2 separate regions of the Homo sapiens genome follow, and region 2 is linked to region 1. Evidence: chromatin loops called from intact Hi-C (ENCODE). Cell type or tissue: PC-9. All regions are shown on one strand. Each heading gives the region's core, and the rest is flanking DNA. Links, peaks and the distances in the headings are about the cores only. Region 1 overlaps SH3RF3 (SH3 domain containing ring finger 3). Region 2 overlaps SH3RF3 (SH3 domain containing ring finger 3).

What was found. A loop is a pair of places that touch in the nucleus more often than their neighbours do. Peaks named below come from ENCODE experiments on the same cell type or tissue, not always from the same donor. Only the 100,000 strongest peaks of a DNase experiment are listed, where the experiment ranks them.
Region 2: a loop joins it to region 1, with 5 times the contacts of the local background. A loop is called at or near these places in 2 of 110 quality-filtered maps.

The regions. Positions count from the first base shown.
Region 1 is chr2:109,405,693-109,411,062 of GRCh38, forward strand. The region is part of intron 4 of SH3RF3 (SH3 domain containing ring finger 3); the gene reads left to right. It also overlaps a transcript of RANBP2 not described here. Among named protein-coding and RNA genes, the nearest start is that of MIR4266, 95 kb to the left of the region's middle. In PC-9, for the core only: no CTCF peak of the experiment used is centred there; a DNase peak (open chromatin) is centred at 2,269.
Region 2 is chr2:109,468,551-109,473,920 of GRCh38, forward strand. All of the region lies in intron 8 of SH3RF3 (SH3 domain containing ring finger 3), which reads left to right. It also overlaps a transcript of RANBP2 not described here. Among named protein-coding and RNA genes, the nearest start is that of SEPTIN10, 140 kb to the right of the region's middle. RefSeq lists an enhancer at 2,196-2,315. In PC-9, for the core only: no CTCF peak of the experiment used is centred there; a DNase peak (open chromatin) is centred at 2,281; H3K27ac peaks cover 1,578 bases.

The DNA.
Region 1 (5,370 bases), core at 63-5,062:
CTATGGCCCCATGTCACCTTTCCACCACCAAATCAATTCCCCCACTGTCTCTTTGCCTACAGGACTTCCAGTGTGCCCATGATGGAATATTATTTGTGTGTATGGCCATCCCCCCTTCCTCCCTGGGCTTTTAGGTCCTTGAAGGCAGGGCTAGGTGCCACTGGCCCACAGGTGGGGCTCTCACACGCTAGCTTCCTTGTTGGGTGGGCCACAAGACAGCACCGGCAGCATTCCTCACTGGATGGTCTTGTACATAAAGCAGCATGGTACCTGAGAGACTGTGTGGCCTTCCCCAACTCCCGCAGGCCCGGCTGCACATCGATGGCTGGGGAGAGGACACAGCTGCGGGGCTCTGGCTGAAGGTGTCCAGGGCGTGCAGCCGGCTGAGCCTCAGATGGCCCGTCCTGCTCATGTTTGCACCCCTAGGGATTCTTCCTCTGCGACTGGGAGAGGTCAGAGGCTCAGCTGGTGCTCTGGGCATAATGGAGTATCATTCACATGTCAGTGCTCTGCTGGGGGAGGGAGGTTAATCAGAGGAGAGGGAAAGAGGCCATTCAGGCCAACTCCACTATGACACATTTGCTTTTGAGGTTACTGGATCAAATCGGGAAATGATTGCTTACATTTTAGAAAAATTTCCTCATAAACCAAGTATGAAGTCAAGCAGGTGCCCGAGGACCCTAAATGGGCAGTCAGCTCTGGAGTGCCCAGGTCCATCACTGAGAGCAGCTATATCACGTAATAAGCAGCCCACGTTCTCGGAGGCACCAAGCTGTGAATGCTTGCTTCTCACTCATACTATGAGTCACCGGTAGAAGAGGGCTTGGCTCTACCATCCTCACCTGGGACACCAACAAACACCAGGCTGAGTCTAGCCACTACTTGTTTTGGTAAATGAAAGCTTTGCTGGAACAGGGTCACACACGCCCATTTGTATATCATCCGCAGCTGTTTTTAGGCCATAACAGAGATATTGAGGCGTTCTGACAGAGATTTTAAGACCCACACAGCCTGAAATGTTTATTACTGAGCCCATTACAGAAAATGCCTTCTGACTCCTGGTGTAGAATGTCTCCAGGACCATAGCAGGGGCAGAAATGAAGCAACCAGTGCAGAGGCTACATGGAAGCCTCTGCTCATGCGCATTTCAGTGGTCGAAGCCAATCTTACAGCCCCGCCCTGTTGAGGGGTGGGCACATGGAGTCCAGCGGGGCCTTGAGGAGAACCGTCCCCAGGTGCCACTTCCCTGCAACTCAGCAAGTTTGCATTTCTGAGCACAGAAGTTGGGAAGCTTCAAAGGAAGAGACGACACCTTTCCAAAGTAAGGCTAGTGTGGCTCTGACGGCTATGCTTGCACTGCTGTGTGCAAGCATATACCCACTAATACTGCCCATGAGTGTCCTGCCTCTGGGCAGGGGCTCTTGCTGGGTCCAGAGTGTGGTCAGATGCAGGCTGACTCGCCGTCCAGCCAGGACCAGCACCTTCATTGGCCCTTGCCAGCTTCTCTGTTCTGGAGAGCACCATGGCTTACAAATTACCTCCAAATAAGCAACCCTTGGAAATTAGGAACATACCCTTTAAAATCAATGGAAGGGGAAGTGTTTGAAATTCAGCAGGGAGAACATCAAAAGACAGCATTTCTCAAGTCTCTTCGTGTCTGAGAAGTAAATGAGGAGAGTTCCTTATGGAAGCTTCTGGGCAACTTTAAAATGCATCACCACCTGCTATTTGTCTCTATGCAGCTTCCTGTGTTGGCTGGGTCTTATTATCTCTGCCACAGGACAGACAGACAGATGCTTCAAGCAGGAGGAAGTGCTGGGGAAAAGCTGAAGGAGCTGAAGCAGGACCTTCCTGCCTCAGGCCTGGCAGCCCCCAGACTTACTGCTTATAAGCTGTGCAAACTCCGGCTCCAGCTCCAGCTCTCAACTGCAGAGTACAAGCTGCCTGCATAGCAGAGCACCTGGGCTTATTTTTAGCATTTTCAGAAAGTTATAAATTTAATTACATGCCTTATAGGGAGGCAAAACAAAGTACCAAGTGAGCCTGGGATGAATAAAAAAAAAATTGCATTGTGAGAATCTTATACAAGAAAACTTTCTTCTACAAATCTGGAAATAGCTGTACCTCCATGACTTACCAATCCTGGCCTTTAAGTGGGGACAGAGGACACCGTGGCTGCCTGTGACCTGGCGTCCTGATGATTTTTGTCGATTGCAAAGCTTACCAATCACAGTGCAGGGTGCTGGCAGTGTTTCTTTTGCTGCTATGACGAGCTAGGAACCAGATCCACGGGTTTCTGCCTGTGCCTCCAGGCCATCCTTGGGCAGAGTCAGGAAAGATCCTTGGGTCTTCTTGGCATTTGGAGAGCATCCGGGAGCTCTGGGTGGGCACTTGCTGGCTAGCAGCACAGAAGAGTCACTCCCTTGTCCTAGCAGCTGTTGAAGCCACATCCTGCAGGGATCCACAGAGGGTTGTTCATGAATGCCCACCGGTAGGCCCCATGGGACCCACCAGGAGACTAGCACACAGTCCATGCCTCAGAGGGTGGAAAGGAGGAAGGGCCTCGATCAGTACAGGTAAAGCAGGAGGAAACCAGGCCACTGAGGTCGGTGTCCTCAGGGCTGTAATGTGAAGACCCATGATGGCCCTGGACGGGAGGACTGTGAGGAGCTAAGAACCTTCTCCACCCAGATCTCCTGACTGCCTCACCCTCCCTCTGCCAGAGCTCATCTGCCCTCCCGCTCCAGGCTAAACCACCTACCTCCCCACAGGCATTATCTGGATGCAGTGTGGGTTTGGGAGGCGAGAAAAACGGGGTCCCACACGCGCTCACGCCCAGGCCGGGTTCGCTCTCAGGACCTCGTCCTCCCATTCGCTGTCCCCTCTACCAGCCCGTGAGCTTCGCTGCGGCAAGAGAGTGCTTTCCCTCTCTGTACAGGCAATGCCCCGCACTGGCACTCTCAGACAGAAGGATGGATAGACGGACACACTGAATTAGAGCTGAACAAAAGGATTTTTCAAAGTCCACCCCTCCTGCAGCCACCGCCTGTAAAGGAGGCACTTTCTGTTTGAAGACAGAATGGATGCACAGTTGGATGTGGATGAATATTGTGCCTTTTATGCAAAGCTGGATGGAGAAGCCTCTGGCCTGATGGGTGCGCACAGGGAGGGGGGTCCAGGGCCTTCCTACCATCAGAGGCAACAGGCGAGTGAGAGCTGTGAGGAAGGCCATGAGCGGAGGCCATCCACGGCTCTTCCTGATAGAAGAAAGGCTCCAGGGCAAGATAGGTTGCTTCTTAGCTGAGGCTTGGGAAGCCCCGGGTAGGCGAGAAAGGGGTCCTATAACTTCCTTAACAGACCTCCCCTTTCCTTGTTGACGTTTTGAGATTTTCATTCACCAAACTGGAGTCGGGTTGTGGATGTTCTCCTCCCATATTCCACTGTTTTGATCCATTCGCCTTAGTAATATTGTGGGAATTCCTTGTTAAGCTTTTGATCACAACTTTCACTTTTTGGTTCCAGTTATTGGCCCAGTAAGACAAAGGCAGAAAGGGGAAGAGGTTCATCTTCTCATCATAGACACCTAGAGCAGGGGCAGCAAACGTTCTAAAGGAAGCAGCCAGATAGTAAATAATCTAGACTTTGCAGCCAGGTAGTATCTGCCGCAGTGACTCAGCTCCACCCTGCAGTATCAGAGCAGCTGGAGACAGCAGTGGATGGTGGGCATGGCTGGCTGCCAATAAAACTTTATTCACAAAAGCAGAACACTGGGCCAGATCCAACCTGTGGGTGAGAATTAAATATCCAGCAGCAAATTTGGAACTCCTACGGGGGCAGGTGGCTTGTGGGCAGCAGTGGAGGGGAGTTTTGGCCTCCATCTTCAGTGGTGAGCAAGCAGTTCCCCTCACCAGCTGAGAGTGCTGAAGTTATGTGGGCAGAAGGCGTGGCTGCTGCCTCTCCCAGGACAGACTCCCTCACTGGGGCTCCCCGGCCACTGCCCTCCCCGAGAGGGAGATCGAGAGGCACGCGGGGCCTCTGGCTACACAAGCTGCTTGCTCCTCTTTGCAGAATCAAGCAGAAGAATCAGCCATAAATGTTTTATTCTAGAGTTTTCTTTGGGAAGCAAGTTCATGAGGGTCTGATTTACACCCCGTGTAATGGAGTGGTAGCGAGTGATGAATAATGCATGCCCATTTCACTGCTCCTTGGGGTGATGACAGTGTTTTCTGGACTTACATTAAACATTTAAATGAGGAGATGTTTCTTCTTGGGGTCTTCATCTGTTCCATAGTGTCAAAGAAAGAGACTCGGAGCCCCCGTACAGCCTGCCAACGCCCAGACCCTCTTTTTTCCCTTTTAGTAATCCCAGCAGGGAACTAATACGGCCTGGTTCCCAGCCACTGCTTAGGGGCCCCATTAAAATGCAGCGGAGGAGGCTCTAGTGTCTGGTTACAACCTGGCGGTTTAGAATCGGGGAACCGCGGCCACAGCACTGCAGCCATTGCTGACACCAGGCTTCCAACCAGGGGAGGCTGGAATTTGATGAAACACATCGCCGTCACAGATGACAGCCCAATCTTTACTGACTAGCAGCTCCAGCGCTGTGTGCCATTCACCTGTGAGCTCTGTGACAGGGAGAGAGATGCAGGAGCAATGGAGCTTGCCTGGATCCAGGGCACTGCACAGTCAGACTGAGCTCCAGCCCTGACCTCGGTGCGGAGGGCCCCTGCAGCTCCGTGCACCCAGGGGGCAGCATCAGCGTGCACGCTGTCACTTTACTGTTTGCTTGTGCTAAGTTCCATCAGACAGGCCATCCTCTCCTACCTGTAGCCCTGCCAGCCGACCTTGCACTACTGGGCTCATGTGAAATGCTCACAGGCTGTGTTGTTGAGCATCCTGCCCGAGGGAGGGATTGCTGGAGTTGTTCTGTAGGGTCAGTGACTCAGAGAACTGGGCCACTGCATGTCAGCCAGCTCCTTCGGAACATGTGTGTCCACTTGCCTAGGCCAAATCCTGGCAGGTATCCATTATGGAGCCTTTTAAAAAGACCGTGGTGCAAACGTACTTTATTATAGTCAGAGCCCTTTCCTGGGCATGGGCTGCTAGGCGCGACTTCGTGGGAGACAGGGCTGCACTTGGCTTTGAAGTCGGAGCAGAGATTTCCATTGGATGATCTTGGAGATAGGATGAACATCTGTCTGAGGGCTGTGTCCCCAGTTATTTTTACTCAAAGGCACCTGGAGCTCTTTCTCTTTTCTTGTTTTATCACTGGCTGACTCCCTCACTCCTGCCAAGTCTTTACTAATCCCTTAAGGCCTAGAATCATTTAAAATTAAGCCATTAAAAATCAAAGCAGCATCAGAGAGGTGG
Region 2 (5,370 bases), core at 259-5,258, 63 kb after region 1:
GTCAGGATAAGAAGGAAGTTAGGCCCGGTGTGGTAGCTCACGCCTGTAATCCCAGCACTTTGGGAGGCCGAGGCAGGTGGATCATTTGAGGTCAGGAGTTTGAGACCAGCCTGGCCAACATGGTGAAACCCTGTCTCTATTAAAAATAAAAAAATGAGCCAGGCATGGTGGCGGGCACCTGTAATCCCAGCTACTCAGGAGGCTGAGGCAGGTTAATCGCTTGAGCCTGGGAGGTGGAGTTTGCAGTGAGCCAAGATCGCGGCAGTGCACTCCAGCCTGGGCAACAAAGCAAGACTCTGTCTCAGAAAAAAAAAAAAAAAAAAAAAGTTAAATTCAGAGCTGCTTCTCATGGTGACGTTTTCAACCCTCTACGGCTTTGATACTGGAACTGCCTTCCCAGTTAGTGGTGGTCTCCCGGGGGCTACTAGATGCATGTCAAGCTCAAGGTCTTCTAAAGGGCTCCAGCCACCAGTCTTGGCTCAGGAGGCTGTGGGAGCAGGGCCAGGCATGTAAGCTGAGAACACAGGCTGTGCAGGGCCTGAGGTGTGGCTTTGCACCTTGTGGCCCATGCCATGCCTTTCTTCTCCACCCCAAGAATGCGGGCCCCCTGCAGCATTCCACAGCCCGTGCTTACACAGCGTATTTCTTCTGTGCATTGTGCGCTATCCCAGAATATTCCTGGATGAGTGAGAATTTATCAGGAGGGAAGGGCCTGGATCTAACAGCCCTAAAGACACCACCTCACTGTGTCCTCCACTCTGTATCCTGGGGTGTGTGGCATGCGGCTGGGCCCCTGTGGCCCTTTACTAGCCCCCGTGCTTTGCTTTGGGGCCAGAACTGCCTGCCTGGTCTGTTGGTTTTCCATGCATGCATCCGCTGCTCTGTCGAGGAAGGGTTTGACAGTAATGCCTGTTGTGCAGGGGTCACACTATGTGTGCAGTGGGATGGTCTTCTGTGGCCTAATTTCATCAAAGCACAAAACTTAGGCTGCCTAGAAAATAACAGTTAATGTGTCCTCTGTGTGTGACTTCTCCTAGGTGGGCTGGCAATGGGAGCTGGGCCCCAGTGGCTCAGAGTGACTGAGCACTGGTCTTGTGTACTTCTGATTAAGGACAAATCCACAAGCTCCAGAAACCCAACAAGCAAATAGTAATAAGTCTGGCAGAACGCTGAAAAGCTTAACCATTATGTTTTTGCTGAACAAAAGAACCCCCAGATCTCATGAAGAAAAGCCAGAAAACCGTGCTTTTCCTCAGAAGGTAGATCCGAATTTTTCCAGCCGTTGGTTATGTGTGCAGCTTGGGGCCAGGCGTTTGTCCACTGCAACCACAACCTCAGACATTCTTCTGTGGGGGTCTGAGCCTGGACAGCAGTGTTCTCAGAGCACTTTCCAGGACATGCGAGCTATAAGATGAACCCATGAGCAGATACGCTTGATCCTGCAAGCTGGAGTTACTTAGTGTTGATCATTTCACTCTTCGTGCGTCCTGTCTGAGGGTTAGCTGAGCCCGTTCTGGTGGTGGGCAACCACAGAGCTGTCTTCTGGCTAATGAAGACAAAGCCACCTTCTCAACTACAAGGATTCCTTGTCCCTTCTGGGGTGGCTGGGGTGGCCCTGTCTCCTCACCAAAGGCTCCTGGGACCTCACTACGTAAAGAGATGAGATTACTTTGGAATGACTTATTTCCTCATCAATAAGTGATGGGAGTTAGAAGGATGACCCACAGCACCCAGCAGCTCTAGCCACATGTGAAATCCATGCTTGCATTTCGGGTAGACTCCTGCTCCATCTGGAAAAGATCATCTTTTCCAGAGTTTTGCTGGATCTCAACAAGTCCCTGGAAGCGCCTTGTCAATCTTTGGTTCTCAGAATTTGCTCTTCCTTATTGCACGTCTGGGGAGACACCACCCACTTGAGTGTAGTTGCCCTCTGGTCATTCACTTATTTTTCATCTATTGACTTAACAAAATATTTGTGGAGCACCCACTTTGGGACAAGCCCTGGCTCAGTACTCTACGTGCAGAGCTGAACAAGGCAGTCTGGAGGAGGACAGGCAGTTACACCAAGCTCCCTGGACTGGCTCTGACAGTGCCACGCATGGGGTGCCTAGAAACTGCTGTGGCCGGGGCTGGTGGAGGATGGGTCATCACAGAAATAGCAGAGCCAGAGGTGCAGATGTGCAGGAAGTAGAGGCCTCGGCTCAGCCACCCCTGTTCCACAGGCCACAGCTTAGAGAGACCCTTTGCAGGGAAGTCAGCTCACAGCAAACAAAGGGTGCTGACATTTCATTCCTTCTTCCTCATGATAAGAAATCTCTTCTGTTGCCTGAGGCAGAGTCAGTGTATTAGTCAATTTTCACACTGCTGTAAAGAAATACCAGAGACTAGGCTGGGTGCGGTGGCTCACGCCTGTAATCCCAGCACTTTGAGAGGCCGAGGAGGGCAGATCACTTGAGGTCAGGAGTTCGAGACCAGCCCAGCCAACATGGTGAAACCCCATCTCCACTAAAAACACAAAAATTAGTTGGGTGTGTTGGCAGGTGCCTCTAATCCCAGCTACTTGGGAGGCTGAGAATCACTTGAACCCAGGGGGCAGAGTTTGCAATGAGCCGAGATCGTGCCATTGCACTCCAGCCTGGGCGACAGACTCTGTCTCAAAAAAAAAAAAAAAAAAAAAAAAAGAAATTAATACCTGAGACTGAGTAATGTATAAAGGAAAGAGGTTTGATTGACTCTCAGTTTCAGCTGGGGGTGCCACAGGAAACTTACAATCATGGCGGAAGGCAAAGGGGAAGCAAGCACCTTCTTCACAAGGCGGCAGGAGAGAGAAGAGAAAGTGAAGGGGGAAGAATCCTCATAAAACCATTGGATCTCATGAGAACTCACTCACTATCACAAGAACAGCATGGGAGAAACTGCCCCCGTGATCTAGTCCCCTCCCTCCAGGTCCCTCTTTGACACATGGGGATTACAATTCTAGATGAGATTTGAGTGGGGACACAGAGCCAAACCATATCAGTCAGTGGCAAAATTCATCATTGGAACAGCTCATGTAGGCCCAGACACTGTTGTATTCCATGGGTGAGGAGGTTGCTGTCCAAGCCACCTGCTCCAGGACACATGCTGGGGCGGGGTCTAAGTCTCTTTCTTTTCCACTCACCCCCTTGCTGTCTCAGCCTCACATACCTAATAAGACGGTCCCAAGAGCTTAGCCATAGGAGATAGACTAATGCACAGTCCTGGATAGCTTGTCCTGCCTTTTTGCATGGGGCACGTCTTGTTAAACTTTTTCCACACTCTATTTGCTGAGACTATGCAGACACAGGGAGAGCAGATGCCTGGCAGTTCTCTAGAAGGCAGGGGCTGTGTGAACAGCAGTTCATGTAACTTGGTCTGAAGCAGGCCATTTTCCTCCATGGTTATATTGCCAATTCAGGGAGAAGCAGAGTCCTGGGCCCCCTGCACTGTGTGGCCCTGTAGCACAGTGTGCACCTGGATTCTGACATCTCAGCTTCTTTCAAATTCCCATCCTTTTCTAATTATTAATTAGATTGTTAATTATTATTAATTAGTTAATATGATTAACAACCACCTGTGACCTCATGGTAGCAGCTCCTTATAGAAATGTAGGAGCAGTCCCCAGTTAAAAATTAGATAGGGATAAAAGCCCAAATCAGGGCACTTATTCAGGGAGGTGCCACCTGGCCAGGGTCTGGGCTGCTCCAGGAAGACGGTGGCAGGAGAGGACCCGGCCAGGGGCCTCCCGGGCCCTCCTCACCTGCACTCTCGGTGGTCTCGGGCCGGTGTGCATGCAGGGTGTCCTGGAAGCAATCTTCCTTAAGAAGCACAGAAAGAGGAAATCCAAACCATCCTGCAGAGCTTGCGGGGCTTCCCGACGGGGCTTCCCGTCAGGGCTTGGCAAGCTGGCAGCCATCAGGAAGGACTTGTGGAAAGAAGAGCTTTGATTTACGGTTGCTGCCTCAGAAACCCCGATCCAATTGATGAACCGACCTGCGGCTGCCTTCTGGTTGGATGAAGTGATTTCCATCCATCTGTTTCATTTAAAAACAAAATTCAGGAAGTGAGCTTGCCATACCTGACTAAATAATAGTGTGTTTAATTTTTCCTGTTTCATTCCAGACATCCTTCAGAAGGAGGCCAGATTTTACAGAGATTTCATCTGAATGCATTCCATTTGATCTAATAATTTATGGCTGTGTTGTATTTGTCCTACAGAAAGCCAGCCAGACGCCCGTTGGAAATCCAACACACAGCAAAGTTATCCTAATGGACAGGGTCGTGACACACTCAGACATATCCCAGGGCAGACAGCCCTGCTCCAGCCTCTTATTTCTGTCTGTCCTACCTTTGGCCTAATCTCCTTTGAAGCAATTTTAAATGAATGAATGTGGTGCTATAAATTCTACCCGACTCGTGGGGCCTTTCCTACCTTAGTGAAAAGATAATGTGTTGGCTGAGATGGCAAGGAGACAGGGTCACATGGTGTTGCAGCCTTTCAGATGCGAGTCCCAAGAATCTAAAGAGAACTGACAGCCTGGCATTTAATCGCCCCTCATTTAACAGCATTAACTCAAGTTAACTCTTGCAAAGCTCTGTGATGGATTTTCCCAGGGAAGCGGCTTCCTGCCTAGACATACGAGCGCCTCACACAGGCCTGGGCTGGCCCCATTCGACGCCTGGGCACCACTGGGAGCCTGGAGCTGGGGTTGGGCCCTGCAGAGCCAGAGCCTCTTGGCCATGGGCAGCTGTGCCTGGGCTTGTGGCTGGTTACCAAGCACAAGTTGACATCGTGTTCAGAATAGGGCGTGCTCTGAGGCCCCCATCAGCATTTGGCACCAAATTGGGACAAATACAATGAGGTCTGAGCCCCTATTTTATTTGGGGAGGCTGTGGGGGATGTAAAATAGCAGATATAGGTGATAAAGAAGGCCTGAGCAACAGAGCCATGCCAGGGTTAGAGCGACAGAGAGGAGAGAGAAATAAACCCTCTGTAACTGCTCATCTGGGATTCAAAGAAGATGGTTTCTGAATGGGACCTAAAGCACAAACAAGGTTCAAGGGGGAGGGATGAGGGAGCATATGTGTCCTAGGTGGAGGGAGGAAGCAGCGTGCCATGTCCTGCTGCCGTGCCCAGCTCACTCAGCCACCCACCCACCCCACCCACTCCTGCCTGCCTCAGGCTACCTCCTCCCCTGTAACACTGAGCCTGAGAGGCCTCTGAGCCCCCCGTGCACAGCCAGCACCTTAGCCGCAGGCTGTCTCTTTTTTGGGGTGTCCCTGAACCGCTCTCCTTGTGCCCCTGAACCGCTCTCCTTGTGCCCCTTGATCATCAGCAGTGCTGTCATTACC